2 separate regions of the Homo sapiens genome follow, and region 1 is linked to region 2. Evidence: read pairs that join two places in POLR2A ChIA-PET (ENCODE). Cell type or tissue: Panc1. All regions are shown on one strand. Each heading gives the region's core, and the rest is flanking DNA. Links, peaks and the distances in the headings are about the cores only.

Evidence for each region. ChIA-PET counts read pairs that join two places held together with the same protein. Peaks named below come from ENCODE experiments on the same cell type or tissue, not always from the same donor. Only the 100,000 strongest peaks of a DNase experiment are listed, where the experiment ranks them.
Region 1: POLR2A ChIA-PET joins it to region 2 with 10 read pairs; 2 of 35 experiments call an interaction of 5 or more read pairs at or near these places.

Annotation. Positions count from the first base shown.
Region 1 is chr16:28,038,544-28,055,061 of GRCh38, reverse strand. All of the region lies in intron 1 of GSG1L (GSG1 like), which reads left to right. Among named protein-coding and RNA genes, the nearest start is that of GSG1L, 17 kb to the left of the region's middle. In Panc1, for the core only: no CTCF peak of the experiment used is centred there; no DNase peak of the experiment used is centred there.
Region 2 is chr16:27,670,129-27,686,646 of GRCh38, reverse strand. KATNIP (katanin interacting protein) reads right to left here. Exons shown (of 28, transcript NM_015202.5): 7 at 8,651-8,918; 8 at 5,117-5,248. LOC107984874 (a long non-coding RNA gene) reads left to right here and starts at 7,432. Exons shown (of 3, transcript XR_001752113.3): 1 at 7,432-7,707; 2 at 15,919-16,272. In Panc1, for the core only: no CTCF peak of the experiment used is centred there; no DNase peak of the experiment used is centred there.

The sequences.
Region 1 (16,518 bases), core at 4,835-12,834, 370 kb before region 2:
TCCAGAGCCACCAACTAAAATCCCACAGAGGCCAGCCTGGAAACCTACGAGAGTGACGTGAGGAAGGAGTAGGGGGCCTGCGGGGGCTGGGCAACCGCTGTGTAGTTCCAGAAGCTTTCTCACTGCAGGAGGGGGTGGCTCGTGGAGTGCCTAGTGGTCCATTTTTGTTCAAAACTCCCAGTTTTTATATGACATCTGTTGATTGTTCACATTTGGCAGCAAATCCATTTTTTTTTAAAGACATCTGATCTGCAGGCCAAAATAAAACACTTTCGAGGGGTGGGTAGACCCTTGTCCCGTCAATTTGCAACTTCTAGGCCAGAGTTTTGCTCTTGACAGGATTGAGTTCCCAGCCCCCAGTTGTTTTTCTTTTTATGTAAAAATATTTGTAATAATAATATTTTATTATTTTATTTTATTATTATTATTTTTTGAGATGGAGTCTCAATGTGTTGCCGAGGCTGGAGTGCAGTGGTGCAATCTTGGCTTACTGTAACCTCCGTCTCCTGGGTTTAAGCGATTCTCCTGCCTCAGCCTCCTGAGTAGCTGGGATTACAGGTGGCTGCCACTACACTGGGCTAATTTTTGTATTTTTAGTAGAGACGGAGTTTCACCATGTTGGCCAGGCTGGTCTCCAATTCCTGACCTCAGGTGATCCATCTGCCTCAGCCTCCCAAAGTGTGGGTGATGTGGGTGAGATATGGAAGAGGACTTGGCCCCAAGCTTGCCTGGAGGGGGCAGGGTCCCTTCTCAGGGGCCGTCCTTCTTCCCCGATGGTGGGGACTGGGGATGGGAGGTGATGGAGGTAGAGGAGGGTCGGTGCTTCTGGAAGCAGAGCTGGGGTGGGTATTTGGGCTGGAGCTTGGCGAGGACAGTGGCCGTGGCAGCCTTGTCCCATGTCCTGGCCTCCCAGAGTGTGCATCAGAGATAGCCACGGGGGAGGAGGGGAGGAGGAGGGCAGGAGACACAGACATTGTGAGGAGTGGGGAGTGACAGACGCAGGGCGGGTGGCACACACAGAATCTGAGAAGGATGCAGAGGGAGGCTGCGAGGGGGACCGAGGGGACCACAGAAGGAGTGACCAACAGAGAGAAAGGCAGACACATACAGAGGGAGCGAGCGAGGAGAGAGACAGAGACACAGAGACCCAGAGAGAGATGAGAAGACGCAAAGGGAGATCGAGGCACGTGCACCGCATTGGGTGCACACCCGGACAGAGATGCAGAGAGCAGCAATGAGACAGAAACAGACAGAGATGGAGAAAGGGAGAAATATGTGGGCAGAGAAAGAGACACACGTGTGTGCACACACGCATGCATGCACAGACACACACATGTGCACGTGCACTCACACACAGGGAGGAGGGTGCCCGAGAAGCTGGAGAGGAGAGAGGCGAGCGAGGGGAGCCCGAAATAGCCCAGGGGAGGCGGTAGCAGCACACGTGGCCCTTCCCGCCTCGCCTTGCTCTTTTCCAGGAGGCCCCTACAGGGGAAGTGACTCCTTGAGGCCTCAGCCCCGGGGGAGTGGCTGCGCCCCATCCAGACGGATGAAGAAGACCAGACCCTCCCTCATCTGACTCTGCCCTCCAGTCCCCCTCTGTCCTCCCAGTTGGCAGCAGTGGGTGGGTGCAGTGTTTGGAGGATGGGGGCTTCGTTTCATCACTGACCCCTCTTCATGTTGCCCAAATAATAATAATAATACGCTAATAATAACAACAAAAAGAAGTCTTCTGTAAAGTGTGACTAGAAGAATACAAACATCTTAGGAAAACAGTGCTATTTTTATTAGTCATTCACACTCTAAGCAAACGTGGCATGTGGGAAGCAGCTTCTCCCTAAGTCAACTTGATTGCCTCTGTCCCCTCTGGACACATTTGTGGGGCTTCTGCTCCCCTTTGTCTATGTCTGCATGCCACCCCCTTCTCTCTGGGCCTCTCTCCACCCTGGTTTCTCTACAGGGGATCCTTTTCTGGAAGAGGGCATGGGAGGCTGAAAGCCCCACTCCTCCAGCCCCTTGGACACCACTGGCCACACTCTCTGCCCCCCTCTGCCAGCCTTGTCCCAGGCAGCTCCACTTGGCCCGGGCCCCACCTTGAGGGAGACTTTCTGGGTGGTCCTGGAAGGGGCATAGAGGAGGAAAACCCTCTCCAGAACACAGTTGGGCGGGGCGGAGAGGCAGAAGACTTGGACACGAGTCACTGTCTCCGCTTGGTGGATCTCTCCACATGGGGATCTCACAGGCATCTCAGATTAACATGTCCCTACCTAATCATCTGTTTTCTGCCCTCCTCAGCCAGGGCAGCCTGGGCTATGCTGTTGCAGCTATCTGCAGCAATCTGCAGATGTGGGAGGTTGCAGACAACCCTAGTTGACTTCTTACTCCCGTGACATGTCCATAGCAGGTCAGTGGGGGGCTCTACTTCATGGTGACCTCACTGGGGACCTGGATAAAGGATGCTCCATCTCTGATTTTCCATGGCTGTCAAGGCAGGAAAGGGTATGAGTCCTTGCCTAGAAGTGGCACGGACCATCCTGCTTGCATCTCATTGGTCAAAGCAAATCACATGGCCATGTCTACCTTTTCAAGGACTGGAGAATTTCAGTCCTACTATGTGCTTAGAGAGCAGAGACCTGGGGCCAGCAGGGTGGCACACATCTGTAATCCAAGCACTTTGGGAGGCTGAGGTGGGAGGATTTGTTGAGGCCAGGAGTTTGAGACCAGCCTGGGCAACATAGCGAGACCCAATCTCTAAAAAAATATTTTTTAATAATAATAAAAAAAAGAAAGTAGAAACCAGGGAACACTGATAACAGGTTGAACATTGGTGGCACAGATGACTCCTCCACACCCCACTCCTGCCCCTCTCTTAGCCCCATCTCAACAAAAGACAGCTCCATCTTTCCAATTTCTCAGGCAAAAGACCTTGGAGTCATCTTTGACTCCTTTCTCTCTCTCCCCACAGACACAAACACACACTCATCCTCACACAGCTCATTTAATCTATTGGCAAATCCTGCTGACTCTTTTCCCAAACACATCCAGAGTCTCACCATTTCTCCCCGTCTCCTCCGCCCCCCTGGTCTGAGCCTGCACCGTCTCTGGCCTGGATGACTCCAGCATCCCACTCACTGGTCATCCTGCTTCTGTTTATCCCCCACCGTGCTGAGCAATCCTACTGCATACTGCTGGAGTCCCTCTGCTCAGACCCTCCAATGGCTCCCATGTCATTCCTGGTAAAGCCAATGTCCTCCTGGTAGCTACAAGACCTGCCATCACCTGCCCCGTTACTCTCTGCCCCATCTCCCATGATGCTCTTCCTCGTTGTCTATGCTGCAGCCCCACTGTCCTCTTGCACACACACCTCCAGGCATGCTCCTGCCCCAGGGCCTTTGCACGTGCAGCTCCCTTAGCCTGAAACTCTTTCTCCAGATTTCCACACCATCACTTCCCTCAAACGTTCCTTGTGAATGAGGTCTTCCTTGGCCACCCTATTTAAAGTCGCAGTCACCTCCCCACCTTATTCCACTACGCAGCTTGTTTTTTTTTTTTTTTCGTAACACTTCCCCCTACCTGACATGCTGCCAATTGCTCGATCTACCTCAATGCCTCAGTGATGTGCAACCCACGCTTTTGCAAATCACTGTCTGAAAATCAACACTTTGTTTTATGAACAAGGAAATGCAAGTCTCTGCAGGGAGAGACCCTTTTCCAAACCATCCCCTAGTCACCGGCAGAACTGGCACCAGAACCTGGAGCCCTGCTTTCTAGTTGCTGATCTTTGTCTATCCCTTAAGGTTCTGCTAGACCTTGACCTTCAGTTTTCTGACTTATGCCCTGTTGGTCAGAATAGCTGTTATTCAAAAAATGCCCACTCCAACCAAAAGCCAAATTTCCTGGGACTGGTAGGTAATGAACACTTGGGTTGACTCAGAAGGAGAGTCTACAAATTCTCATCCCTTCTTTCATTCATTTTCATGAACACCTACTATGTGCTAGGCTTTGTCTAGGTGCAGGGGACTGTAGCAGGAAACAAGACGAATGAGGGTTTTAGTTTCATGGAGCTTCCATTCCAAAGGAGGAAGACAGACGACAGGAGGTGGTTTCTTCATTTGCGCATGTAACCTAAATTTATTAAGCCCTTACTTGTGGATTCAGTGGGGGACAAAGCGGACAGTCCTTGTCTTATGGAGCTTGCATTCTGGAGGGGACAGACAATGAGAACAGATACATTGGTGATGGTGGCTTATATGTCACCAGTTGCAGATCAGAAATGACCCCTGGAACTCAGGGGATCAGGAAGCAGTTGGGCTCCTCTGAGTTGGTGAAGGCTAATAGGCTCTTGACAGCATAAGCCATAACCTCTTTGTGACTTTTGAAGCCTGCTTTACATTTTTTCTCTAACGGTGATGGAGTAGAATTTTGAGACCCAAGGTCATCTTTCCAAAAGGCACCAAACCCTTACCTGCTGGCCGAGTTGTTCCAACCCTTGAAGTATTTTCCAAGATACCTATTTCTATCTTTAAAGATCTGTCCTCCTAGCTGGGTGCAGTGGCTCATGCCTCCAATTCCAGCCCTTCTTTAAGGATCTGTCCTCCTACCTGGGTGCAGTGGCTCACGCCTCCAATCCCAGCCCTTCTGGAGGCTGAGACAGGAGGATTGCTTGAGGTGAGGAGTTCAAGACCAACATAGCAAGACCCCATCTCTACAAAAAACATTAGCCAGACGTGGTGGTGTGCACCTGTAGTCCTAGCTACTGAGGAGGCTGAGATGGGAGGATCCCTTGAGCCCAGGAGTTTCTTGGCTGCAGTGAATTGTGATTGCACCACTGCACTCCAGGCTGGGTGGCAGAGTAAGACCTTGACTCTTAAAAAAAAAAAAGATTTGCTCTCCTTTGTAATAAGAGGTCATTTGGAAGGAGTTTTTGGAAATTGTCTTGTCTCCTTTGGTATTCATTCATTCATTCATTCATTCATCACATCTATTAAACACCTATTCTGTCCCAGGTCTTCTTCTAGGCACCAGGTTTACTAGGTGAACTTCATATATAAGGTTCCTGCCCTCAAGGAGCTTCCTTCCAGTGGAGAGAGAGAAAATGAGTAAGTTAAACCGTAGATAAATCAATAATTTCATATAGAGATGTAGTGCTTGAATTCCATGAAACAGAGTCATGAGGTAGCTCTTGCAGGTGGAGTTTTGCATACGGTGTTGGGGAGACTTCTTTGACAAGGTGACATCTGAACTGAGTCCTGAACGACTGTAAGAGGGCAGCCATGGAGTTCTTGGGGGAGTACAGGGGAGGATTCTAAGCAGAATAAGTTAGTCCTTGCTGATTGATCACTTTAGTCTTCCACTTCTTCTTCTTTTTTTTTTTTTTTGAGACAGGGTCTCACTGTGTTGCCCAGGCTGGAGTGCAGTGGTGCAATCACAGCTCACTGAAGTCTTGACCTTTCAGGCTTAGGTGATCCTCCCATCTCAGCCTTCCGAGTAGCTGGGACTACAGGCATGTGTCACCATGCCCACCTAATTTTTAATTTTTTTTTTTTTTTAGAGGTGGGGTCTTGCTATGTTGCTCAGGCTGGTCTTGAACTTCGGGGCTCAAGTGATCCTCCTGCCTTGGCCTCCCAAAGTGTTGGGCTTACAGGCATGAGCTACCACACAGTCCAGTTTTCTACTTCTTAAGTCAATTTTTAGTGAGTTGTCTTTTCTCAGAAAATAATTTCTTCATCAAGAGTTGCAAATGTATTTGCATAAAATTTAGCATAGTATTTTAGCTATTTAGCATAGTATTCCTTTTAAAAGGAATTAAAAGGAATTTTAAAAGGAATTTAAAAGGATTTAAAGAAAAAGCCTCTCTTTGATGAGTTTCCTTTTCTCATTCCTGCTCCTGTGTATGTTGTGGTTTTTCTTCTCTTTCTAATGGCTTTGTCTTGCTCAAGTCTACCAGTGGTGATATGGGCCCTGTAAAAATTGCTTTCCAGACCTCCAGAGAGAGCCGACAGGCTTGAAACCTTTACACAGGATCTGTACTGAGACTGCGCATCCTCAGGCCCCAGGCCTGATTTGTTCTACCCTTCTCCCTTTTTTTCTCCAGCCCAGGTCTTGCCAGCTTAGCTGTTTTATTGCCCCCTCCTCCATCTTTTTTAAAAAAGCCTCATTACTCTTGTATTTATTGATTCTGTTTTTTTAATTTTCTGATACATCCTAGTTTTCTTTAGTCTGACTTTTCTGAGGTTTGTTAATGTTTGCAAGTTTTTACATTGAAAACTTTGTTTTTTCATAGTTAAAAAATTATGAATGCATTTAATGCTATGAGTTTGCCTCTGAGCACCACTTTAGCCATATCCTATGAGTGCAGTGCTTTAAAATGTGGTGCTTTCTTTCAGATGATTTTCTAAAAATTATGCAATGACAATTTTGTTTCTAAAACTTCAGAAATTTTGATTTTGTTACTTCATTGATCCAAGAATAATTTAGTAGAACGTTAAAAATTTCCCAGTATAGGCCAGGTGCAGTGGCTTATGCCTGTAATCCCAGCACTTTGGGAGGCTGAGGTGGGAAGATCACTTGAAACCAGGAGTTAGAGACCAGACTGGGCAACATAGTGAGACTCTGTCTATTAAAAAAATCCCAGTGCCTTGTCTTATTTGCTTAATTTTTTGTCATTAATTTATAATTTAATGAATGATAGAGAAAGTAGCCTATGCAATTTCTGCCTTATATTTTTTTTTCGTAAATGTTTTATTTGAAAAAGCAGGTACATTCCCTGTGTGCAGTTTAAAGCAGTTTTATAGATAGTATTATTTAAGGGCTTTATATTGTTATATATATATTTTTGAGGCAGAGTCTTGCTCTGTCGTCCAGGCTGGAGTGCAGTGACAACATCATGGCTCACTGCAGCTTCAACTTCCTGGGTTCAAGTGATCCTTCCATCTCAGCCTCCTGAGTAGTGGGACTAAAGGTGCATGCCACCATGCCTGGCTAATTAAAATTTTTTTTTTTTTTTTTTGTAAAGATGAGGTGTTACTATGTTGCCCAGGCTGGTCTCAAACTATTGGCCTCAAGCAATCTTCCTGCCTCAGCCTCCCAAAGTGCTAGGATTACAAGCGTGAACCACTGCACCCAGCCTCTAAATTGTCATTTATTTATCTTTACTCCCTTTATCTGCCAAAAGCTGGATGAGGTAGGTTAATCTCTTTCTCTTCAATAGGATTCTTCCCATTTTTACTTGAATTTCTGATAGTTTTTGTTTTCATAAAAAAGTTTGAGTCTATGTTGTTCATCACAAGAAGATTCTTGACAGTTATATTTTCATTGCGGAATTGTGGATTTTATCTTTTGTCAAGATAAAATGGCTATTTTCCCCCAGTGAATGCTTTTTACTTTGCATCCTATTTTTTTCATATTTTAATATTGCTATCCCTGCTTTCTTTCGTTTGTATTCCCTTGATATATCTCTTACTAGACTTTTTATTTTAACTTCTCCATGTCTTTTTGTTAGGTGAATATCTGGTAAGAACATAGAGTTAGCTTTATTTACTTATTTTTTGGTACAATCCGAGAGTCTTAAACAAATACTATTTATTTCTATAACAAATACACTTGGCCTCACTTCTTTCACTTCTTTCTTTTTGTTGAATGTTCCCAATTTTTAGTTTTTTTTTAATCTTTTACTATATAGATTAGGTTTTGCTTCTTTTTTTCTTTACTAATGTTTTAAAAAGCATGCATACTGATATTAATTCTGTTTTTAATACTTGGACTTCCATTTTTGTTATAATTATGAAGAACAAAACAGCATATATTGCATATTTCCTGGTAGGATGAGAAAATTAGTTGCTCTTGAATTCTGTTTTTTATTCATACGTGTCATAATCGTTGCAACTTAATTCCATGCTTAACTGGTTTCATGGCTAATTGCAAGTCCCTTTCGTAAACTTTCCCCGTTTTTATTCATATGGGTGCTGGTTGGCTTTGAACGCAAGATATGATGGTCTATGGGCTGGTCACTGTCCACGTGCTGGGTCCCATGATGGAAGCTGGATTCAGTGAAGAGGATGACTAGGTTCCTGTCCTCATGGAACTTCCAGTTGTGTGTTTGTGCTCATGTGCATGTGTGTGCATGCGTGTGCATGATACACAAAGAAGCAAACTTTTCCCTCTCTGAGCAGGTGGCATCTGAGTGAGACTTGAAGACTGAGAGGAAGTCGGCCACAGGTGATCAGAGGAAACCGTGTCCAGGCAGAGGACATGGCACGTGCAAAGGCTTTGCGCAGGCTTTGTGCAGGGATAGAGCAGGGCGACTTTGAGGAACAGGGACAAGGCTGATGCGCCAGAGTGCAGTGAGCCTGGGAGCCAGGGAGCGGTGATGCGGGAGTGGAAGCAGAGACGGCCACGAAGACTGGATTTCGGGCCGGGCTTGGTGGCTCAAGCCTGTAATCCCAGCACTTTGGGAGGCCAAGGCAGGCGGATCATGAGGTCAGGAGATCGAGACCATCCTGGCTAACACGGTGAAACCCCCGTCTCTACTAAAAATACAAAAAATTAGCCAGGCATGGTGGCGGGCGCCTGTCGTCCGAGCTATTCGGGAGGCTGAGGCAGGAGAATCGCTTGAACCCGGGAGGCGGAGCTTGCAGTGAGCTGAGATCACACTACTGCACTCCAGCCTGGGTGACAGAACTAGACTCCGTCTCAGAAAAAAAAAAAAAAAAAAAAAAAAAAAAGAGTGGACTTCCTCCTCAATGCATGTGGCACACTCCCCAGTGCTTGTTTTCCTAGCAATAGCTAACGGCCTGCGGATGTGTATGGCCTCGTGGCTGGGCACAGACTCCACAGGTTTAAACCTTTCCCCTCAATATCCTGAGGGCAGCTGTCCATGTTTTTTGGCATCTGGTGATGAGGAAGTGATGTCTGAGGTCAGCCCCAATTTTTGTTCCTTTATGGACAACATTATTAATATTTTTCCTGAAATCCTACATGATTTTTCCCATTCATCTTCAAAATAGAGAATTTCATGATGGAATATATAAATGTTGGGTCTTTAATTTTTATTTAATTTTTATTTTTCTGGAGAAAGAGTCTTGCTCTGTCACCCAGGCTGGAGTGCAATGGTGTGATCTCAGCTCACTGCAACCTCTGCCTCTCGGGTTCAAATGATTCTCCTGCTTCAGACTCCTGAGTAACTGGGATTACAGGCACCTGCCACCATGCCTGTCTAATTTTTGTGTTTTGAGTAGAGGTGGAGTTTCACCATGTTGCCCAGGCTGGTCTCAAACTCCTGAGCTCAGGCAATCCACCTGCCTCAACTTCCCAAAACTGTTGGGTTTTTAATTGGCCTGGTACTTGTTGAGGTCAGCTTAGGAAGACTTGATTGTATTATTATTATTTGAGATGGAGTTTCGTTCTTGTTGCTCAGGCTGGGGTGCAATGGTGTGGTCTCGGCTCACTGCAACTTCTCTGGCTCCTAGGCTCAAGTAATTCTCCTGCCACAGCCCCCCAAGTAGCTGAGACTACAGAAGCGCACCACCATGCCCAGCTAATTTTTGTATTTTTTGTAGAGACAGGGTTTCACCATGTTGCCAGGCTGGTCTTGAACTCCTGGCCTCAAGTGATCTTCCTGCCTTGGCCTCCCACAGTGCTGGAATTACAGGCGTGAGCCACCGCTTCTGGCCAATACACTTTTTTAAAGCAGTTTTAGTTTCACAGCAAAATTGAGCATGGAGTATCGACACATCCCATATCCCCCCTTTCTTCACATATGCATAGCCTCTCCCATTATCAACATCTCCCACCAGAGTGGTACATTGGTAACAACTGATGGGCCTTCACTGGCATGTCACTATCACCCAAAGTCCACGGTTTACATTAGGGTTCACTCATAGCGTTGCACTTTCTGTGGGCTTGGACAAATGTGTAATGACATGGACCCACCATTGTAGTATCAGACAGAGTCGTTTCACTACCCCCAAAAAATCCCCGATGCTCTGCCTTTTTGTCCTTTCTTTCCCCCAAACTCCTGGCAACCATTGATCCTTTTACTGTCTCTATGGTTTTGCCTTTTCCAAAAACTGTCATAGAGTTGGAATCACACAGGATGTAGCCTTTTCAGACTAGCTTTTTCATTTAGCAATGTGCATTCATGGCCGGACGCGGTAGCTCACGCCTGTAATCCTGGCACTTTGGGAGGCTGAGGCAGGCAGATCACCTGAGGTCAGGAGTTCAAGACCAGCCTGGCCAACATGGCAAAACCCCATCCCTACTAAAAATACAAAAAATTAGCCAGGCATGGTGGCACACGCCTCTAATCCTGGCTACTTGGGAGGCTGAGGCAGGAGAATCACTTGAACCTCAGAGGCGGAGGTTGCAGTAAACCGAGATCGTGCCACTGCACTTCAGCCTGAGTGACAGAGGGAGACTCTGCCTCAAAAAAAAAAAAAAAAAAGCATTCGTTGCCTGCATGTCTTTTCATGGCTTGATAGCTTGTTTCTTTGTAGTGCTGATAATACATGCCATCGTCTGGGTGTGCTGTAGTTTATCTACTCACCTACTCAAGAGCATCTTGGTTGCTTCCAAGTTTTGGCAATTATGAATCAAGCTGCTATAAACATGTATGTGCAGCTTTTTATTTGGGTGTAAGTTTTTAACGCCAACTAACTACCAAGGAACACAATTTTTGGATAGTTTGGTAAGGGTATATTTAGTTTTGTAAGAAGCTGCCAAAATGTCTTCCTTCCTTCTTTCCTTCTTTCCTTCTTTCTCTCTTTCTCTCTTTCCCATCCTCCTGCTTTGGCCTCCCAAAGTGCTGGGATTACAGGCGTGTGCCACCATGCCTGGCTAATTTGTGTGACTTTAGTAGAGATGGGGTTGTACCATATTGTCCAGGCTGGTCTGGAACTCCTGAGCTCAGGCAGTCCACCTGCCTCGACCTCCCAAAAATGTTGGGTTTTTAATTGGCCTGGTATCTGTTGAGGTCAGCTTAGGAAGACTTGATTGTATTATCATCATTTTTGTTATTTAATACAGTTTTTTTTTGTTTGTTTTTTTCAGACAGGATCTTACTCTCTTGCCCAGGCTGGAGTGCAATGGCACAATCATGGCTCACTGCAGCCTTGACTTCCTGGGCTCAAGCGATCCTCCCATCTCAGCCTCCTGAGTAGCTGGGACTACAGGCATGTGCCACCATGCCCTGCTAATTTATGTATTTTTTACAGAGATGGGGTCTCACCATGTTGCCCAGGCTGGTCTCGAACTCCTGGGCTCAGGCAATCCTCCTGTTTTGGCCTCCCAAAGTGCTGGGATTACAGGCGTGTGCCACCACACCCGGCCCAAACCGTCTTTCAAAGTGGCTGTACCATTTTTCATTCCTCCGGCACTGAGTGGGAGCTCCTGTTGCTCCACATGCTTGCCAGCATTTGATGTTGTCAGTGTTCTGGGTACACTTTTACATTTTAAGTGTACTTTTCTCCTATTCCAGTTCCTACTATTTCATACCATCCATCCAGGCTATCCATGCAGGCTACCCATCTTCAGGGACACCACTTATTTATGGAATTGCTTTCTGTCCTCTGACCTCTATGTCTCTCGTTTTCTCTGTCATAATTTTAATGTTCCTTTTGACTCCTTCTTTTGTATTCCAAAATAGTTTAGAAAGTTCGTCCTCCAGCTGTTGGTACCTCTGAATGTTTGAGAGAGGACTCCGAGCCTCAAATCCTTTATAGTTTTCTATGCTCGTGATCAAAGCTCTGCTAGACCAGCTTTGAGGATGCCTTTGCCTGGCCTGAGAGATCTCGTCCTTGCTTTCCACCCTCTGGGTTCCAGCCTGGCTTCTGTTTCGTCTTCTAAAGGATGGCAAAGGAGGCACTTTCACCAAAGCCAGAGAAGGCTCTAGGCCCTAGTTCCAGTTCCATCTCAGAAAAGACACAGAAAAGAAAGAAACATTCTCTCTGCCCCTAGTGTTGTACCTAATTATGTCCATGACTCATATCAAAATACCTCGTCTTTGGCAGGGAATTAACTTTCTGGAGCTCGGTGCCACTAACACTCTACATTGTTGATTCAATTTTCCGTAGGATTGAGTCTGCTCCTTGTGGCTTCAAATGTGTATTTTCGCTCTGCGTTTGCATTTTTAGCTCCTTTTCAGCCCGTGCTTTCCCCATTTGGCTTCCACTTCACCTAGCCTGCCTTCCTGGCAGCTCTCCTTGGCTAAATCTGTTGTCTGATCTTCCGATCTGCCAAGTCTTCGTGATAGAGTTTATATTTTCTTAGGGACGCAAACACATGCTTTCGTGAATGATTGTGTGTTTCCTCTAACAAGCACGTCTCAAGGACCTGCTTTTATTGTCTACCTTGAGTATATCCTTCCTCTTTTTCAGGTGGTAGAATTGTCCCCAGTGTCTTATTTGCAATGATTTCCCCCTTTCTTTTCTGTATGGAAAGATCTCTTTAGGCCTACCCTTTGCTCATAAATAGAGTGAGTGGGTTCTCTTTGATACTTCTCGCCTTTCACCTGGTTGCAATGGAATCTTCCTGACATATCTCCAATGGTACTGCTGGTTAGCATGAACATTACTAAATGGATTTCTCTGTTGTTGGGATTTACTTACATTTTATGACTTTTTTTTTTTTTTTTTGAGATGGAGTTTCGCTCTGTTGCCCAGGCTGGAGTGCAGTGGAGTGATCTCAGTTCACTGCAACCTCCGCCCCCCGGGTTCAAGCAATTCTTCTTTCTCAGCCTCCTGAGTAGCTGGGATTATAGGCGTGCACCACCACGCCCGACTAATTTTTGTACTTTTAGTAGAGACAGGGTTTCACCATGTTGGCTAGGGTGGTCTTGAACTCCTGACCTCAAGTGATCCACCTGCATTGGCCTCCCAAAGTGCTAGGATTACAGGCACGAACCACTGCGCCCAGCCCATTTTATGACTTTACTAGCTGGAGATAGGATCTCCCTCTCACCTCCTGGTGATGTGATCATGGAAAGAAAAGCAAGACCTGCATGTTATTTGAAGGATGCTTGTAGTTCCTTTCATAACAGAAATGGCGAATGTAAAACCACAATTCCCTCCATGCACTATTCCCACGTTTCTCCACGTCTTTGCCCAGTTTTACTTTGCAGCTCAAGATGTTGAGTGGATGGAAGCCAGGGGGATGAGCGATCCTGGAGCGATTCTCTCAGAAACTTCCAGCCATTCAACATCTGCGATGCCCAGCGAGGGCACGAGGCTGAGAGGGTAAGTGAATGTGCTTTGCATCTTGAGTTGCAAAGAGTCTAGTGACGTAAATGCCAACCAGCAGTGACGCTGGTGCTATGAGAGGAAGAATCTAACAGCAACCTTGTGAAAAGTGAGACGATTCAGGTAACCCACCTGCTCTATTTTTGAGTAAATGCCAGGCCTGGGGAGATCTGTTAGGTTTGGATAAATAAGAGGGAAGAGTGTGGTAGACCTCTTCACTGACTTACTATCAAAAAGTTGTGAGTAGAGTTGTGGTCCACTTATTCATTCATTTACTCATTCATTCCCTCATTCATTCCACGACTACTACTAAGCTCTGGATGTACATTAGAATTATATCAGGCACTCCATCCGGATATAGTATCTTTTTTTTTTCTTTTTGAGAGAGGGTCTCACTTTGTCACCCAGGCTGGAGTGCAGTGGTGTGATCGCAGCTCACTGCAACCTTGATCTCCTGGGCTCAAGCAATCCTCCTTCCTCAGCCCTTCAAGTAGCTGGGGACTACAGGCATGCACCAACACACCCAGCTAATGTTTGTATTTTTTGTAGAGAAGGGGTTTCACTCTGTTGCCCAGGCTGGTCTCAAACTCCTGAGCACCAGGGATCCACCTACCTCAGCCTCCCAAAGTGCTAGGATTACAGGTGTGAGCCAGCACACCCAGACTCTGATACAGTATCTTTATCCTGATAGCTATCAGGGATCAAAGAGGATACACTGGGTCTTTGTCCTGCGAGGAATTCTTCCATTGCTACCTCCGTGTGACCTTAAGAAAATGGTTCAATCTAACAGTGCTTCATTTTACCCATCAATGAAATGGACATAAAAACCAAACATCTTAGGGGTTGATGTGAGATTGAGAGGACACGGAGGTGCAGTCCTCACCCTAGCACTTGGCACAGGCTCAGTGCACAGCACACATTTGCTGCTGTGGGGTCTGAATAAGGCCCTCGGAACGCAGAGAGATGGTCTGGGATGGGGATACTGGATGGAAAAGGAGTGTCTGGCTGAACCTGAACTGATTCTAGGAGATGCCCTGGCGGCCAGTCAGCACTACCCTGCCTGGGGCGGGCATGTGGGGCTCCAGAGCCACCTGCAAGTTCCCCCACCTGCCTGCAAGCCCAGAGGGGCCAGAGCCCAGTGGAGGGAAGGCTCTCAGGCCTGGGGGCTCTGAGAGCATCTTCATGTCCTGCGGGTCTCTTCTTAGGTTGCTGGAAGGGCATCCGTCCTTGACATTTCATTCATTCGTTCATTTATTAGACTTTTTTTGAGTGCATACTGTATGCCAGGCACCATTTTTTTCTATTATTATTATTATTGATGTTGAGAATACAGTGGTGAACAAGATGGGGTCTCTACTCTTCCGAATTCGTAATTAATTCTGGGGGAGTATGTGGTGAGGCAACAGATAAGCAAATAAGATGGTTTTAGAGCATGAGAATTACAGTGAAAGAAAAGAGAAGTGATGGGATGGAGAGTGATTGAGAAGAGGGAGGCCTCTGGGGAGGTGACATTTCTCTTGAGAATGGAATGTCAAAAAGGAGCCTCCCTGTGGAGATCTGGAGAAAGAGCCTCAGACGGAGGCAATCGCAAGTGAAAAGGCCCTCGGGTGGGAGAGGGACCTGAAGGGAGGCGTGAATGGCTGGAGTCCAGTTAGGAGGCGACTGCAGCGGTCCATGAAGGAGACGATGGCAGCTAGGGCCATGGTGATGGGTGTGGAGAAGGGTGACGGGCTCAGCCATTGTTTTGCAGGAAGAAAGGACAGGACTATGATGAGGCCAGCAGGGGAAGGAGAGGAGTCAGGGGTCTCCCTTAGGGTTTTGGCTCCAGAAGCTGGTGGGTGATGCCATTTACTGAGATGGAGAAAAACGAGGGAGGGGCGCGGGGACAGGTTGAGGGAGAAAATCAGGAATTTTGTTTTTGGACATATGAAGGTATAAATACTCATGTTGACTTCTGATCTGCTGTTGACCAAGGAAAGAAGCCCAAACTGTTGTGTGTGTGTGTTTATATGTGTGCGTGTGCATGTGCCTGTGTGCGTATGTGTGCATGTGTATCTATCTGTGTGTGTATGTGAATGTGTATGTGTGAGTGTGTGTGCATGTGTGGGGATGTGCATGTGTGTGCACAGGCATGTGTAGTGCGCGTGCATGTGTGCATACGTGTGTGCATGTGCGTGTGAGTGTGCATGTGTGTGCACGCACGTACATGTCTGCTTGTGTGTGTGTGTGCAAGTGTGGGTATGTGCATGTGTGCGCGTGTGTGCACATATGTGTGCATGCCTGTGAGTGTGTGTGTGAATGAGTATGTGTGGATGTGTTCTGCTGAGGGATTCTCAACTTTGGCCCTGTTAACATTTGGTACCAGATCATTCTTTGCTGTGGGGGTGGGGGGCCAATCCTGTGCATCGTAGAGTTTTTAGAAGTCTCCATGGCTCCTACCAACTAGATGCCAGTGGCACCCATGAATCTCTCCAGCCATTGCCAAATATCTCTTGGGAGGCAAAATTGCTCCTGGTTGGGAACTAACATGAAACCTTCATAGGGGCATTTCCCACGTCATAGGGTGGAATGGAAAATACACAGCATGGGTGCCAGCACTGCCCCCTTCCTTCCCCATGGTCGACATCCTTAACTGATCACATTGTTTTTTCTACAAATCTCAGATGCTCCCTCAGAATCCTTCCTAACACAGGTGACCAGGAGCCATTATCAATAACTAGGATTGGCATTTAGATGAAACCCACTTATTCTCTCTTTTCTAAGGTTAGAAAAAGATCCCAGGATGATCTCTGCAGCCCCCACACCAATTTGCAGTCAAATCCTAGACAGCAACCTTTGCACATCTGTGCCTCAGTATCCCTATATGTAAATGAAAACAACCTGAATTGCTCTCTGTGGATCTGATAGAGCCTTAAGTGGGAGGATCAATGAGATAATCTCGATAACTCAATTTGAGTTTTTGAAGGTGGGCAGAATGTTACAGAAATGTGCAGCGGGATCATTATCTCAAGGGATGCCATGAAGGTGAATCTGTAAATAATTAGAAAACATTTAGCTGGTATAACGTGCCAGGTTTAATCATGGCATAATGAAAAAGGCAGGCTCTCAGAAGCGGGCGGGCAGGTTGGAAGGCCCTGCAGTCTGCTCTCTCTGGGTATCGCCAGGAGGACGGATGGCGATGCTTGAGGTTACGGTAATCTGTGTGTGATGTTTTGTTCGGGCTCAGGGTAACCATGGAGACAGACTCCCCCCACCGCCCGTAGTACCAATTCCACACTCCTGTGCATAT
Region 2 (16,518 bases), core at 3,159-11,158:
ACAGGAAAAACAAATAAAAAGCAAACAATAAGATAGTAGATGTAAACTCACATATATCAGCAATTACATTAAACATAAATGGACTGAATGCTCCCATTAAAACGCATAGATTGTTAGAGGATAAAACTAAAAACCAATTACGTGCTGCTTATAAGAGACAAACCTTAATATAAAGATACAGAAAGTTTGAAACTGAAAGGATAAAAAACAGTACACCATACAAATACTAACCAAAAGAAAGCCGGAGTAGCTTTATATCAGACAAAGTAGACTTTAAGGCAAAAAGCATTACTAGAGTGAGAAACAACACATAATGATAAAAGGTTCAATTCCCTTAGAAGATATAAAAAGTCAAATTCTGTATGTACCAAAAAAGACATCCCTCCCCGACCCCAGATACAGAGTAAAGCATACAAGCAGCCCACCCTCCAGATGTTGCCTTGAGGAGAGTGAGTTGGTTTGTGATTCTGCTGCACTTTTAGGAAGTTTCAGGTTCCTTGTGTCTCTGGTGGTGTGAACATCCCAGTGTTCTGAGCATGATGCCAGTGTCTAAAAACACACATTTCCCCTACAACCCTGACCCTAAACAAGGCCAGCTGCTTCTTCTGGGGCTCAGCCAAGAAGCTGTGATTTTTCCCACACTGGAGGAGAGACAGACTGTCTTGGGCTTACTGAGAGTTCATGTATCTGTATGAGGTCATCTGTATAAACCAATACATGCTGCACTTAATCATCAATTTGAGGGATTTCTAACGGTAACTCTGGTCTCCTGCACTTTTTACTTCCTTTACAGCCTAATATCTAGGTGAGATGTGGCTCTACCATAATCCCATTTCAGTGTGAGAGCAGTGACAATGCCAGGCTTTTCAGCTTTCCTCTTAGCCACAGAACTCTTTCTTCAAATTTGACTTATGTTAGAGCCAAGTATATTGAATAAGCAAAGGCTGAGCTCCAAACCTGTTCAAAATAAGAATTCCACTACCTCAAATAGTGTCCTCTTTAGGAGTACTGATGGAACAAACTACCCTAAGAACTAAATACCAGGAATAGCTGGTAATCTGATCTTTATTAAATGGACCCAGTGACATGCATTTTTTGTATGAACGCATGCTTCTTTGCCATGGTGGCCAGGAAGCTCAGTGTTACAGCTGTGACTACTTTAGGCATTCATTTGTTCACCCCCTGGTTTCATCTTATTTTTCTACTCTTGTTTTCTCTCTAGTTTCATTTTCTTAAATTTTTTATTTATTTATTTTTGGACAGAGTCTCGATCTGTTGCCCAGGCTGGAGTACAGTGGTCCAATCTCAGCTCACTGCAACCTCTGCCCCTCGGGTTCAAGCAATTCTCCTGCCTCAGCTTCCCGAGTAGCTGGGATTACAGGTGCGTGCCACCATGTCCAGGTAATTTTTTGTGTGTGTTTTAGTAGAGATGGGGTTTTGCCATGCTGCCCAGGCTGGTCTTGAACTCCTGGGGTCAAGCGATCCACCCACCTTGGCCTCCCAAAGTGCTGGGATTACAGGCATGACCCACTGCGCCTGGCCTCCTCAAATACTTTTCAAAGTCTTGCACTACTCACTGTATATAAAACTTTGTTAGTCCATGTCAGAACTTTTTGGAAAAAGGCAGATCATAAATTAATTAAGCTCTATTTCTCAAAGTGCTAGACATGAAAGCATATATTATGGGTTGAATTGTGTCCCCTAAAAAGGTCATTGAGGCCCTAACCCCTAGTACCTGTGACTGTGACCTTATTTGGAAATAGGGTGTTTGCAGATGATCAAGTTAAGATGAAGTCATTAGGTTGGGCATTCATCTGTCTTTATAAAAATGGCACATTTGGACACAGAGACAGAGACATACATGGAGAATACCATGTACAGATTGGAGTTATGTTGCCACAAGCCAAGGAACTGTCAGAAGTTAGGAGAGAGGCCTGGAATGGACTACCCCCCAGTGCCTTCAGAAAATGGCCCTTGCCAACACCTTGAATTTAGACTTGGAGCCTTGAGAACTGTGAGATGATACGTTTCCATTGCTTAAGCCACTCTGATTGTGGTACTTCGTTATGGCTGCCCTAGCAAGCTAATGCACTATGCCAGATGATTTTAGTTGATACATGGTTCAACTTTTAAAATACTAATATATATATATTGATGAGCATGAGAAAAAAGTATAACAAGTGACTCAAACCTCTGATTTTCAGGCATGTTACTGCTTAGGACTAGGCTGACGTGGGTATTAATTAAGTGGTAATTAATGTGGGTAATTAAGCAAATAATAGTTTAGTTGGCACAAGAGGGGCTTATAGTGGAGTAATTAAGAGCAGAGATTCTGCAGCCCAGGTTCTCAAATACTGGCTTCATCACTTACAGGCTGTGTGATCTTGGACAGATTCCTTAACCTCTCTGTGCCTCCATCTCCTCTGTACAATAATATTGATAATAGCAGTACCTATTGCACGGGGCTGTGTGGATGATTAAATGCAAGATTACATATGTAGTCCTACACACAGCTTGGGAGCTAGTTCAGTGCTTTGTAAGTACTGACCCTTAATTTTGTTACTTGAATATGGAAAAAATAGCAATCTTGGCACATATACAAAGGAGGGAAGTCCCAGTTAGCTCAGTAGGATGCTGGGAAAGGTACACGACCACCACCGTGCCACTCCTGCCCTACTAGGGGCTCTAGGGGGGTTCGTGCAGTGGCATACTTTTTTACCAACTTGTTTTGGAGGAACTTCTGAAAAGCCATTTAGATTGGTTCAGATAGTGAAGACAGTACCAGCAGGATAGACTGGAGGCTTGTCAACCTGAACAGCAGTCGGTGAGGCCAATCTAGGAGATGCAGAAGGAACAATGGCACCTGGGACTGCCACCCCTACTCCCCACCTGCTGAGGGAGCTCCGAAAGCAGACTCAGGCCTTTATCTCGCCCCATACCTCCTTCTCCTCTCTCTCCCTTTCCCAGCTCCCATCTCACCAAAGTTGACAGAATCAAAATTCGCCAGACTTTTCTGACATCTTTCATGTTCTATTTGGCTCTTTTCCCCTACAGATCATTTCTCCATTATCTAGTTAACAATGTGACAACTCTGTGACGCTATTGGCTGCAGGAACCTTGACATGCCGACAGGGGTTGCCTCCCACTCCTACCTTCCTCGGGCCCCAGGCAGGCCTCTTTCCAGGCTCTGGGTCCCACCAAAAAGTCCCCAGGAACCAGTTTGGGGATAGCTCTGCCCCACTGGAGTCTGGCTCCTCCAACACCTTGAATTTAGACTTCCAGCCTCGAGAACTGTGAGATGATACATTTCCATTGTTTAAGCCACTCTGATTGTGGTACTTTGAAGGCCCCACTGGGATGCAGGCTCCAGTTAGCCACAGTTCTTCCTGGTCACTACAGGCTGAAGCAGGATGCAGATCAGAGACTTAGGACAGGGGTCTTGGTACTGCATGGCTTGTGCATGCACAGATCCCAACTCCGGGACCTGGGTTGCCTCAGTCTCCTTTGCTAGTGACACAGACTCAAATCCTATCCCAGTGCCTTAATCTTGTTTTCTGTTGCTTATAACAGAATAACTGAAACTAGGTAATATCAAAAGGAAAGGAATTTATTTCTTATAGTTATAGAAGCTGAGAAGTCCAAGGTCAAGGGTGCCGCATCTGACGAGGGCCTTCTTGCTGGTGGGGACTCTGCAGAGTCTCGAGGCAGTGCATGGTGAGGGGATGAGTGTGCTAGCTCAGGTCTCTCTTCTTCTTCCTATAAAACCACCAGTCCCACTCCCATGATAACCCTTTAATCCATTAACCCATGAATGCATTAATCCACTGGACAAGCCTTCATGACCTCTTCACATCTTAAAGGGCCCACCTCTCAGTATTGCCACATTGGGGATTAAATTTCAACATGAGTCTTGGAGGGGGCAAATATTCAAACCATGCCACCCAGCCACATGATAAGCCATGGCCCCCCATCACTGTAGGCTCCCCAGCGCCCAGGTTCTTACCCTAGGTTATTTAGGATAGAAAGTCACAACTAATCTCATACCTACAACTGGCTCCTTAGCAAGCCCAATTACTGTCTGGATCCATCCCCTGGTAACATCGAGACTGAGCCCCCACCCTCTACATCTTGAACCACCTGGTCTCTTCCTTGGTCACCTCGCATCCTCCCCAGCTCCCTATAGGCCAGGCTCCACGTGGCAGCCAGAAGAATCTTGTTGAAATGTAAACCAACATGGTAGCCCCTGCTACAAAGCCTCAGCTGCCACTTGCACGTTGTGTGCCTCAGTTCCTCGTCTGTGAAATGGGGACAATTGCAGAACCTACCTTAAAGTCTAGTTATAAGGATTATGTGAGATGGTAGAAGTAAAAGCTTACGATAGTGGCTGGGTCATCCTAAGTAGTGAATAAATGTAACCTCTCATGTCATTAGAACATAGACAAAGCTGGTCTGTTCACCATCGACTCTTTTGTACTTTCAGAATTGTGTACCATTTGCACATATTATTACTCATCTGAAGTAAGCAAGTTCATTTAAGAGTAAAACAAAAATAAAAGAAATTTTCAATGATAACCACACCTTGGTGGTGGAATCAGAAAATCACTCTCATGGTTACTTTAATGCGTTGGCTTGACTGGGCCACAGGAAACCCAGATATCTGGTCAAATATTATTCTGAGTGTTTCTGAAGGAGCATTTTTGGATGACATTAACATATTCATCAGGAGAGTAAGGCAGATTGCCCTCCACCATGTGAGTGGGCCTCGGCCAATCAGGTGACGGCTTGAATCAAACAAAAAGACCAGCCCTCCCCCAAGTGAGGGTGACTTCTCCAGTCAACTGCCTTGGACTTCACCTCTGACATAGGCTCTTCCTGCACAGCGCACTCGCTCCTCCACAACTGCATGAGCCAATTCCTTATCCTAAGCTCTCTCTCTCACTCTCCCTCCATATCCTTTTCATTCTGTTCCTCTGCAGACCCCTGACTAATACATTTGCTAAAGGGCAGCTAGCCCTCTGCAAGGAGGGTAATGAAGTGCGGCCTCCCATCATGGCACCCCAGAGAGTGACCCAGTCGCAGCCCTGCTCCCCTGCTCAGGGGCCCCCGGAACTCTTACTGGAGCACATCCTCTCCTGGTCTGGGAATACAGCAGGAGCTTGGGGAGTCAGGTTTGGCTCAGGTTTGGTGGGAACGAAAACCTCAGCATTGTCCTTCCGCTTTGCAGACAAATTCCTTTCCCTTTTATGACCTGTAGGAAAACAATTGTTTCATGTAAGACGCTGAGCGCAAGCAAGTTGGGCATTCTGTTCAGGCATTTGTTCATCATTCATTCACTTACTCATTCAACAAATGTCTACGGAACTACTTTGTGCAGTTTGGGATTAGAGATGTGAATAATGCAGGCGACGAAACAAGTTTGCTGAGAGTCATGGTGTGCCCAGCACCACATTTTGGTAAGTACATAAAAGATTCTAGGACATGCACAGGTTTTCAAATTTTAATGTTTCCTGGCTAGGCAGCCAGGCGGTGGCTCACACCTGTAATCCCGGTGCTTTGGGAGGCTGTGGTGGGGGAACTGCTTGAGCCCAGGAGATAAAGACCAGCCTAGGTAACATAGTGAGACCCTGTCTCTAGCAAAAAATGAACAAAATAGGCTGGGTACAGTGGCTCACGCCTCTAATCCCAGCACTTTAGGAGGCCAAGACGGGTGGATCACCTGAAGTCAGGAGTTTGAGACCAGCCTGGCCAACATGGTGAAACTCTGTCTTTACCAAAAATACAAAAATTAGCTGTGTACGGTGGCAAGCACCTGTAATCCCAGCTACTTGGAAGGCTGAGGCATGAGAATTGCTTGAACCCAGAAGATGGAGGTTGCAGTGAGCTGAGATTGTGCCACTGACTCCAGCCTGGGGGGCAGAGCAAGACTTCGTTCCCCGCCCCACCCTCCCTCTGCAAAAAAAGCCAGATGTGTTGGCACGTGCTTGTAGTCCCAGCTACTCTGGAGGCTGTGGCAGGAGGATCCCTCCCAGGAATTTGAGACTGCAGTGAGTTATGATAGTGCCACTGCACTTCAGCCCGGGTGACAGGGCAAGACCTTATCTCAGAAAAAACCAACAAAACAAAACATGAAAAATGTCAAGAAATTCAAATTCTCTCTTCTCACTTTATGCCCCAGTATCACTCGAACTGTGCTGGCATCAGCTGTTCTGTGGCCTGGTTCTTCACACCCAGGAATGACTGTCAGGTCCCCTGCTTTTCCAGGGTGGAGACTCAGTCACCTCTTTAGAGCCCTGTCCCCTCCCTCCCCGTCTCCCCTGCAGCCATGCTGTCTGCAGGCCCAGTGGGTCCCACGTGGGACCATTATTAACACTGCCCTGACCACTTGCTGCTCCCGCAGGTGCGCCTAACACCTTTGTTTATTTGACAAAGGTTCCCTGAGGGGCTGCAATGTGCTGGGCGTGTGCTGCATGCTGGAGAAGTGGAGGGTAAGAGCCAGCCTGTGCCCACAGGCTGGTGGGTGGGGAGGTGTGGTGGGTGGAGAGAAAGACAACTGGGGCCAGTGAACCCAGCGCCATGATGATGCTATGGGAGCACGGGGGAGGGCTGGCCCAAGTGGATGTGGTGGGAGTGTGAAGAAGGCTTTGTGGAATAAGCAACTTCTGAGTGCGGTCTGGAGGGAAAAGCAGAGAGCCAGGTTTCAGGGTTCTGAGTGGAGAGGAAAGGGACTGTGGTCATCTGGGCAGAGGGAACAGCTCAAGCAAGTGTCTGGGGTGAGAACAAACATGGTGAGAGCATGTCTGATGGACAAATGTCTTCTCTGGAGATGTCAGTTATTGGGTGTGGATTTTCCAGAGCTGAACTGTGTCCTCTTCAAACTTTTTTTTTTTTTTTTTTTTTGAGAGGGTCTCATTCTGTCACCCAGGCTGCAGTGCAGTGGCACGATCACGGCTCACTGCAGCTTCAACTTTTCAGACTTAAGTGATCCTCCTGCCTCAGCCTCCCAAGTAGCTAGGACTAAAGGTATGCACTACTACGTCTGGCTAATTTTTTAAAACATTTTTTTGTAGAGATGGGGTCTTGCCATGTTTCCCAGGCTGATCTGGAACTCAAGTGATCCTCCCGCCTTGGCTGCCGAAACTGTTGGGATTACAGACATGAGCCACTGTGCCTGGCCCCCTCCAAACTCATACATTGAAATCCTAGCCGCCAGTACCCCTGACTGTATTTGGGCACAAGGTCTTTAAAGAGGTAATTAACTAAAAACAAGGTCATATAGGTGGGCCCTAATCCAATATAACTTCTCCTAAGAAGAGGAGATTAGGACACAGACACACACAGAGGGAAGACCACAGGAAGACACAGGGAGAAGATGGCTGTCTACAAGCCACAAAGAAGGAAAAGGCCTCAGAAGAAACTGACTCTTGATCTCAGGCTTCCAGTCTCCAGAACTATGAGAGAGTAAATTCCTGCTGTTTAAGCCACCCAGTCTGTGGTACTTTGTCATGACAACCCTCGCAAACTGACACACTGTCTGATTCCAAACATTCCCTCATTTCTCTTTCCTTAGGTTCATCATGGTTCAGAAAAGTTTGTCTTCTCTTGGCACACCCAGCTTTGACGGTGCACATGAATAGGATACAGAGGTGCAGGCAGAGGCCAGGCCAGCCCGAGTCAAAGCTTAGGAACAGAGGATGAAGACTGTTGCAAGTAGGCCTCTCCCCATCAAGTCCTTCTCTCTCCTCCCTGCCCCTCACCAATCGTTTTGCTCGTTCTACTTTCCAAGATCTTTCTTGACAAACTTCCTCCATTGGACACTGCTGTCTCTGCGTGCCAGCATCCTCCCTCCTTCAGGTTCACCTTGAGTTTCTTTTGGAGATGAGAGCTTTACCGCACTATCGTGTGGCTGGGTGGTGATAACCACACCCCTTAGTCCTATTGGCTGGACCTGGCCCATCAGAGCCACGGTGATCCAATCCAAGACAGCATGTGACCCCGTGTGGGTTGGAGAACCAGGTCTGGGACTTTTGCTGGGCCTTTTGGGAAAGAAAAATTCACTTTCTGAGGGGTTGCAAAGTCAGTGTCTTATTTAAAGGCAATTCTGCCTTTGTATGTTGGATAGTCTACTAAGAATGGAAGCAAGACACAGGAAAGCAGAGAAGGAGGAGAGCAAGAGGGAGAGGGAGATGGGAGAAGACAGAGGGAAGAGGCCAGAAGGGAAAAGGAGAGGGAAGAGGGGAGATGGGAGAGAGATGGAGACGGAGAGGGAAAAGAAGACGAAGAGGGAGAGGGGAGAAAATGAGTCTTGCTACATCTCAGAACCTTTCAGTTACTCAAGTCAATAAATAGTCCCTTAGCTTAAGCTAGTCTGTATTAGCCAACTGGTATGTAGATGCTGCAAAACATCTTACAGTGTACAGAACAGACACCTCCAACTATCTGCCAGGAATTTACCATCTGGAATTTCAGGGCCCTGAGGAAGCCTTTGGGAAGCTCTGCGTCTTGCAATCAACAGAGACCTGACTGATATACCTCCCTGGCCTGTGAGACACTCTACCCAAAGAGGAACTCAAAGGACCACTGGAAGTTTAAGTCCTGCTATTAGATGCAGAGACACCAATGGCAAAGAAATGATATACAAGACAGAGCTCACTTTTGGAAGCTGGGTTAAATTCCAGCACCACGAGGGTGTCTGGGCCTGGAGAAGAGCGTCCTTCTGTCTCCTGTTCCCCGTGAACATCTTTCTGAGTCCAGTCGCCACTGGAAGGAGGGCGGTCATGTCTGGGATGGCCCACCAGTGCCGGGTCCTCTGGCTCAGGCTCAGAGAGTATGTCTTCCTCAATAGAGTCATACTCATCGCTGGAACAATCCTTTTGTTTCCTTTGTAGATTTACACTAAGTTCCAGGCTTCTTCTCAGCTCCTGCAAAAAGCCCAGAAGAGAGATGAGAGATAAATATGGTACCTTGAGAAAAACTTATTTGAAAATAGATCATTTGAACCAAAGAATTATTCTCCCCAAACTAACATTTAACAATATTATCTCAACCCTTGTGATGTCACTGCTTTGAAGACGAGAAAACAAAGGGCAGGGGAAAATGAGTAACTCCCTGGACAGAGCAATGTTGTTAATATTAACTGTGGTGTTTGTATCCCGGAGATGCCGGGGGAAGGTGGGGTGGGGGGGAGTGCACATGTGAAGGAGAGGGAGAGAGAAACAGACAATATGGTTTGTTAAAATCTGGGGCTTGTTCAAACAGATTGTGGAGTCCCACCCACTGATTCAGTGGGTCTGGGATGGGGCCTGAGGATTTACATTTCTAATAAGGTGATCCTGACACTGCTGGTCCAGGGACCACACTTTGAAATATGAACTCCCAAAGGCCTCCAAATGACCCTAAACTTCCAGATGGTAAAATGTCTGTCAGGTAGTTGTTAGGGGCTGACCTGCATATTGCAGGGTGTTGAGCGGCATCTAAATGTCATACTATTTAGCACTTAACTACAACTGCTTCAAGATTTTTTTCATGTTTCTTTTGTCTACATGAAATTGTAGATTCCTTATGGCTAAGCATTAAGATCTATATTTAGAGTGACCAGGACATGAATCACCCAAACCAAGACATTTCAGAGAGAAAGCGAGCACTACTATATTTACACTGGGACAAAAAGTATAAACGGAGCTGGGACAGTGGCTCATGTTTGTAATCCCATCACTTTGGGAGGCCGAGGCAAAAGGACTGGTTGAGAACAGGAGTTCAAGACCAGCCTGGGCAACACAGTGAGACCCTGTCTCTACAAAAAATAAACAAAAATTAGCTGAGTATGGTGATGCATGCCTGTAGTCCCAGCTACTCGGGAGGTTGAGGTGGGAGGATCACCTGAGCCTGGGAAGTTGAGGCTGCAGTGAGCTATGATTGCCACTGTACTCTAGCCTGGAGATACACACACACACACACACACATGCACACATATATATAGATGGGACTGTTTGGGCAAACCAGTATGTTTGGTCAGCCTAGCTATACTACCCCTTGTAGCCTATATAGTATCCAATGTAGTTCTAAGAAAATGGGAAGCAATCAATAAAGCTTTGATAATTGACCAATAAACCTAATAGTTATTGCAGTAGGCTGAATAAGGGCTCCCCAAAGATGTCCACATCCTAATCCCTAGAACCTGTGAACTCCTGAGGGCTCAGGAGGAAGTGAGGAACACCTTGAGTGTATAGAACACTTTTACCATCTTAGAGAAATCATCCTATACAGACCGATGATAGAAATATAGATGTTACAGGCACCACTGGTGAGGACTCAGGAAATGAACATGTAATTGAAAACTGGAGCCCAGGGAATCCTGTTATGTAGCAGTAGAATCTTAGCTGAATTGTGTCCTACAGTGCTGTGGAAAGCAGAATATGTAAGACATGAACTTGGATATTTAACTCAGGAGATTTCCAAGCAAAGTGCTGAAGATTTGGTCTGTTTTTCTCCTGCTGCTTAAAGTAAAATGTGAGAGGAAAGAGACAGACTGAGGGAAGAATTGTTAAGGAAAAGGGAACCAGGACTTGGCAATTTGGATGATTTTCAGCCTATCCAGATTGCAGAAGATTCTAAAATTAGGAGATTCACTGTCAGAAAAGTATGCTATGGAGAGAAAACTAAAGGTGTGGCTGGACAACCTTTTTTCTTGTACCTCAGAAAGATGCAAAATGCAAAGTATTCATTTGTATGGAGGGCTCTTTCAGGAGATTAGACATGTGGCTCATGGATCCCCTTAGACATTTCAGCAGAAGCCAGGACAGAGAGGGGATTTTCCAGGAAAGATTTGCAGAGGAGTCCCTTGTCTAATGGAGCAAATCCTAGAGACATACATGGGAGTCCCACATGACTTTTGAGAATGTCATACCAGGAGAAATACTGCCAGCTTGGACTGAATGGGAGAAAGAAAGAACAAAACGAAAGGTTGTCAGACTCCCCAAAATTCTACAGGCAGGAAATTGGCTGATGAAATGGCTCATCTACAAACACAGGCTGCTCTTCCTGAAAAAGGAAGAATGACTCCAAGGATGGAGCTGTGGGCCAAGAGAACAGAGCCCCGAACCACAGATAATTATTCCCAGGCCTTGAAAACTAACAGTTTGCCCAGCTGGGCTTTAAAATTGCTTGGGTTTGGTGATTCCTCTTTTTTCCCTTTTATTTACCCTTCTTTTAAATGGGAATTTTGATATGATTTGACTGTGTCCCCACCCAAATCTCAGCTTGAACTGTAATAATCCCCATGTGTCAAGGGCAGGGCCAGGTGGAGATAACTGAATCATAGGGGCAGTTTCCCCATACTGTTCTTGTGGTAGTGAATAGTCTCACAAGATCTGATGATTTTATAAAGGGGAGTTCCCCTGCACAAGCTCTCTTGCCTGCCACCATGTAAGCTGTGACTTTGCTCCTTCTTTGCCTTCTGCCATGACTGTGAGGCCTCCCCAACTACGTGGAACTGTGAGTCCATTAAACCTCTTTCCTTCATAAATTACCCAGTCTCAGGTATGTCTTTATTAGCAGTGTGAGAACAGACTAATACAGGAATGTTGTTAACTGTTATCCTACACCTATCCACCATTGTATTTGGGAACAGATAACTTGTTTTCTAGTTTCACTCATCTACAGATGAGAAAAATTTTGCCCCAAGACAGGTCATACCCAGGGTCTTACCCATAACCAATTTAGATGATGAGATTTTGGAGTTTTGAGCTGACGAGACTTAGATGATATTCTGGACTTGAGTTGTTACGGTAATGGATTGAGAGTTTTGGAAAACTTGGGATGGGATGGATGTATTCTGCATGTGGTATGGAGGTGAATCTTTGGGGGACAGAGGGTGGGCTGTGGTAGGCTGGATAAATAGCCCCCAAAGATGTCCATATCCTAGCCCCTGGGAGCTGAGGAGATGCTGCCTTACAGGGCAAAGGGACCTTGAAGATATGATTAGGTGAAGAATCTCCAGATGAGGACAGGAGCCTGGATTATCCAGGTGAGTCCAGTGTAATCATAGGCGTCCTTATGAGAGAGAAGCAGGAAGATCAACATCAAATAGAGAATACGTAAGAATGGAAGCAGAGGTCAGGGAGGAGTGAGCTATAGTGCTGGATTTGAAACAGGAGGACATGGCCACAAGCCAAGGAATGTAGGTGGCCTCTACAGTCTGAAAAAGACAAGGAAATGAGCTTTCCTCTCGAGCCTCCAGAAGGAATGCAGTCCCGCCAATGCCTTGATTTTATTTTTTATTATTATACTTTAAGTTTTAGGATACATGTGCACAACGTGCAGGTTTGCTAAATGCCTTGATTTTAGACCAGTGAAACTGATTTTGGATTTCTGACCTCCAGAACTAAGCCACCAAGTTTGCAGCAAGTTGTTACAGCAGCAAATAGGAAACGAATACAGCTGTCTCTTTTTAGAGTTCTCCCCCTTTCATCCCTTGATACCAAGTATTGGTGATACACATTTAATAAAATTAATTAATTATCTCTGTTGCCCAGTGCAGTGGTGTGATCACAGCTCACTGCAGCCTCGACCTCCTAGGCTCGAGTGAGCCTCCCACCTCAGCCTCCTGTGTAGCTGGGACTACAGGTATGAGCCACCACACCCAGATACCCAGATATTTACTGGGCAACTAGAACACTGGCTGGCACATAGTAGGTGCTCGACCAGTATCTGCTGAATGACTGAATAGATTCCATTGATGACTGGGTGGTGGCTGTGGGCAGATGCAGAGTGCCCTCATGTACCTTGGAGGTGACATTGGTGATGGGACCCTTAGCAAGTTACTTACCTCCTCTGACTTGCATCTTGACATCCATAAAAATAGATGAACAAATCCCTACCTTGCAGAATTGCTTTAAAGCAGAGGTCTGAACTGGGACTAATTTTGTCCCCCCACCCAACTCCAGGGGACATCCAGCAATGACTTGAGATTTTTTTGATCACAACTGGGGGAGAGGTGTCCTATTGGGATCTATTACATGGACACCAGGGATGCTGCTAAACATAACAGAATGTCCAGGACAGCCCCACAACAAAGAATGATCCAGCCAAAACGTCAAGGCTGAGAAACGATTAAAGCAAGTGCGGGTTCACCACTGGTGTTTTAAAAAATAACACCAGGTCTCCTAATTGAGTGTATTGAGCTGGTTCACGCAACCTTCATGCAAACCAGACTGAGGTCATGGCTTATGTCTTCAAAGTCTGACAGTGGTGGGCAGTTGGAGGGGCAACAGATTCACTGCTCCTCCCAGGGCAACATGAGTTCCTAGGCGACCTGCTGTTTAACAACAATTTCGGCAGCTGTAAAACTAGTAATCCTTTACGGTAGAATAATGCTCTGTACTCTAGAAAACATTTTCAACCCTTTCTCTCCTTTGATGCTCAGAAAAACCCTGTAAGACAGATAGGTAGAGTAAAACCCTGGGATAACATGAATTTAGTTAAAACAAGATAGCCTATTGGCTCTTATGCTTGGCCCAACTCCCAATTCTCAAATAAGGTCAACTTAGGTTCTGTTCTGCTGGGGTGGGGGAAAGGCTGGGTGAGAAAACAATGGGCACATCCCTCTCTCTGCAGCCCCTACTCTTGCCCAGTCACTGTGGATTACGTTCCTAGCTGGGAGACTGCTGTCACTGTCCAGGAAATCTCAGTTCCAGGGCCCCAAATTGTCCCAACTGATGTCTAAGGCAGAGTGCAGCCACCAAACATGGCCAGTTTCAGGAAGGATTTGGATGAGGCATTAGGACCCTTGAACCCATGGTCAGTTGAGGAGACTTCCTCTGGCCTCTTCATGACCGTCACTATGTTGCAGCCCCACATTCTGAGTGACTGAATTGTGGAGATACCCCCAAATTTGAGGAACTGTGACCAGCCTTTATGCTGGTCCAACTTCTCACAGCGATTAAGTGGCATAGCTGTGACTTCTGCACTCCGCCACTCCTCCTTGCTCCTTCTAGATTATCCACGCATAACACAGACTCTCTTGCATCTGTCATGGCCCAACCAATGGGGAAGACAATAAGGCAACCACCATTCATTAAGGCTTCATGCATGCTCATGTGCTTAGGTGCTGTGCTAAGGGCAGAGGTAGCAGTGCAGAGCAAGATGGCAAACCTCTGGCCTTATAGGAGCATACAGTGTGGGGCGGGAGGAGACAGGCAGGCAATGCATAAAGAAATATAAACAGGGGCATTTCAGAGGTGGCCAGGACTGTGAAGAAAGCCCTTGTCTGGATGATGTGACAGGGCGACTGGCTGAGCAAGCCCTGATGAATGGTGGTCAGGGAAGGCTGAGTGATGAAGAGCTACCTGGTAGTGTCTGGGGCACAAGGCTGTCTTGGGGGTAGGAACAGCAGAGACAAAGGCCAGGAGGCAGGAACGGCTGGAAGGCATGTGTTCCCTAGAGGGAGGCAGCAGTCACGGGGGACAGGGCTTTGTGGGCCTCAGGGAAGAGTGTGGATTTTGTTCTATGCCCTATGAGAAGCTGCTGAAGGGTGCTAGGCAGAGATACAATGTTATCTGATTTCTGCTTTTATTTTTTATTAATTTATTTTTTTGAGACGGATTTTTGCTCTTGTTGCCCAGGCTGGAATGCAGTGACACGATCTCGGCTCACTGCAACCTCCGCCTTCCGGGTTCAAGCGATTCTCCTGCCTCAGCTTCCCAAGTAGCTGGGATCACAGGCGCCCGCCACCACACCCGGCTGATTTTTGTATTTTTAGTAGAGACGGGGTTTTACCATGTTGGCCAGGCTGGTCTTGAACTCCCGACTTCAGGTGATCCACCCGCCTCAGCCACCCAAAGTGCTGGGATTACAGGCGCGAGCCACTGCGCCTGGCCTGATTTCTGCTTTTAAAAGATCTCTATGGCTCTTGGATACCAAGTGGATTTTAGGAGGTGGGACAAGGATGGAAACAGGGCTACCAGCTTTGCTGCAGTTGCAGGTGAAAGAGGAAGGTGGCAGCAGAGGTGGGGACAGGGAGGAGGCCTCGAGATCTATTTTGGAGGCAGAGATGACAGACATGACTGACTAGAAATGAATCATATGCATACCCTCTGACCTAGCCCTTCCAGGAATGTATCCTTTAGTCCTAAGTACACAAAGATCGTTGAGGCATCCTTTATAATAGAGAATGGTCCACATGGTTATCAATGAGAGACGGATTAAATATCTAATAGAGCGGGTGTTCACCGAGCCCCAGGCAGCTCTTACAAAGAATGAGGTAGCTCTACTTTTGTACTTCTTTGGGCAGATATCAAGATATACATTTAAGTAAAAAGAAGCGTGTTGAAAAATGTACATATAACACGAACTCAATTTTTAAAATCATTGTTAATTTCTATACATGTAGGTATGCATATATGCATAGAAAAAGTCTGGAAAAATAGGCACCTGACTTTTTATTTTTATTTTTATTTTTGAGATGGAGTCTTGCTCTGTCGCCCAGGCTGGAGTGCAGTGGCGCGATCTCAGCTCACTGCAACCTCTGCCTCCTGGGTTCAAGCGATTCTCCTGCCTCAGCCTCCCGAGTAGCTGGGCTTACAAGCACACACCACCATGCCTGAGTAATTTTTTGTATTTTTAGTAGAGATGGAGTTTCCCCACATTGGCTAGGCTGGTCTTGAACTCTTGACCTCAGGTGATCCACCTGCCGTGGCTTCCCAAAGTGCTTGGATTACAGGTGTGAGCCACTACGCCCGGCCAGCACCCAACTATTAACAATGATCTCTCTGACAGCCTTTCCAGGACTTTCCTTTTCTTCTTTGTTTTTAAAAAAATTATTTAGTATTAGCAGGCATCCAATTTTGTAATTTAAAAAAATGATACGTTTACATTTATGTTTAAATTTTGTCCCTCCTTCTTGCAAATAAATAAATTCCCTAGAGGAGTGGCGGGGAATGGTGGAGTGGAGGACCCTGGACAGCCAGCTGCCTGGAAAAATCATCTCTATCCCTGGAACACATGTGGTTCCCAAAAGCCAATGACAAACAGCAGCACTCGATGCTGGAAGACAACGGAGGAGCATCTGTCTAACTCGAGAATAAAGTATCCAGCCAAGAGGTCCAGACTGGAAAGTAACACACCATCCATCTCAAACAGCCAGAAACCCAGGGAATACAGACGGCATTCATGAGCTCTTCTCAGAAAATATCACCCAGGTGACAAAATCCAGACCAATGAAAGAGGAAATCAAAATAAAGATAGAGGCATGGACAAGCTGTGATCAAAGGTCTAATGGTAAGCGCTGTAGCCACTTAAAGTTTGAATAAATACTAGGCATTTATGCACATTAGGGAGATGGACCAGAATGCAATGCTATAAACCTAAGCCCTTAGCTTAGCTAACAAAAATCAGGAGAGGGCAGGCAATGTGGGTGGCCTAATTTTCCACACCAGAAAGTCAACCCCAAATGCATCTCAAATGGAAACTAGAGTTTTTTAAAAATGGCAACTCTAACCTCTTATTTCCTAATGTATTAAACCG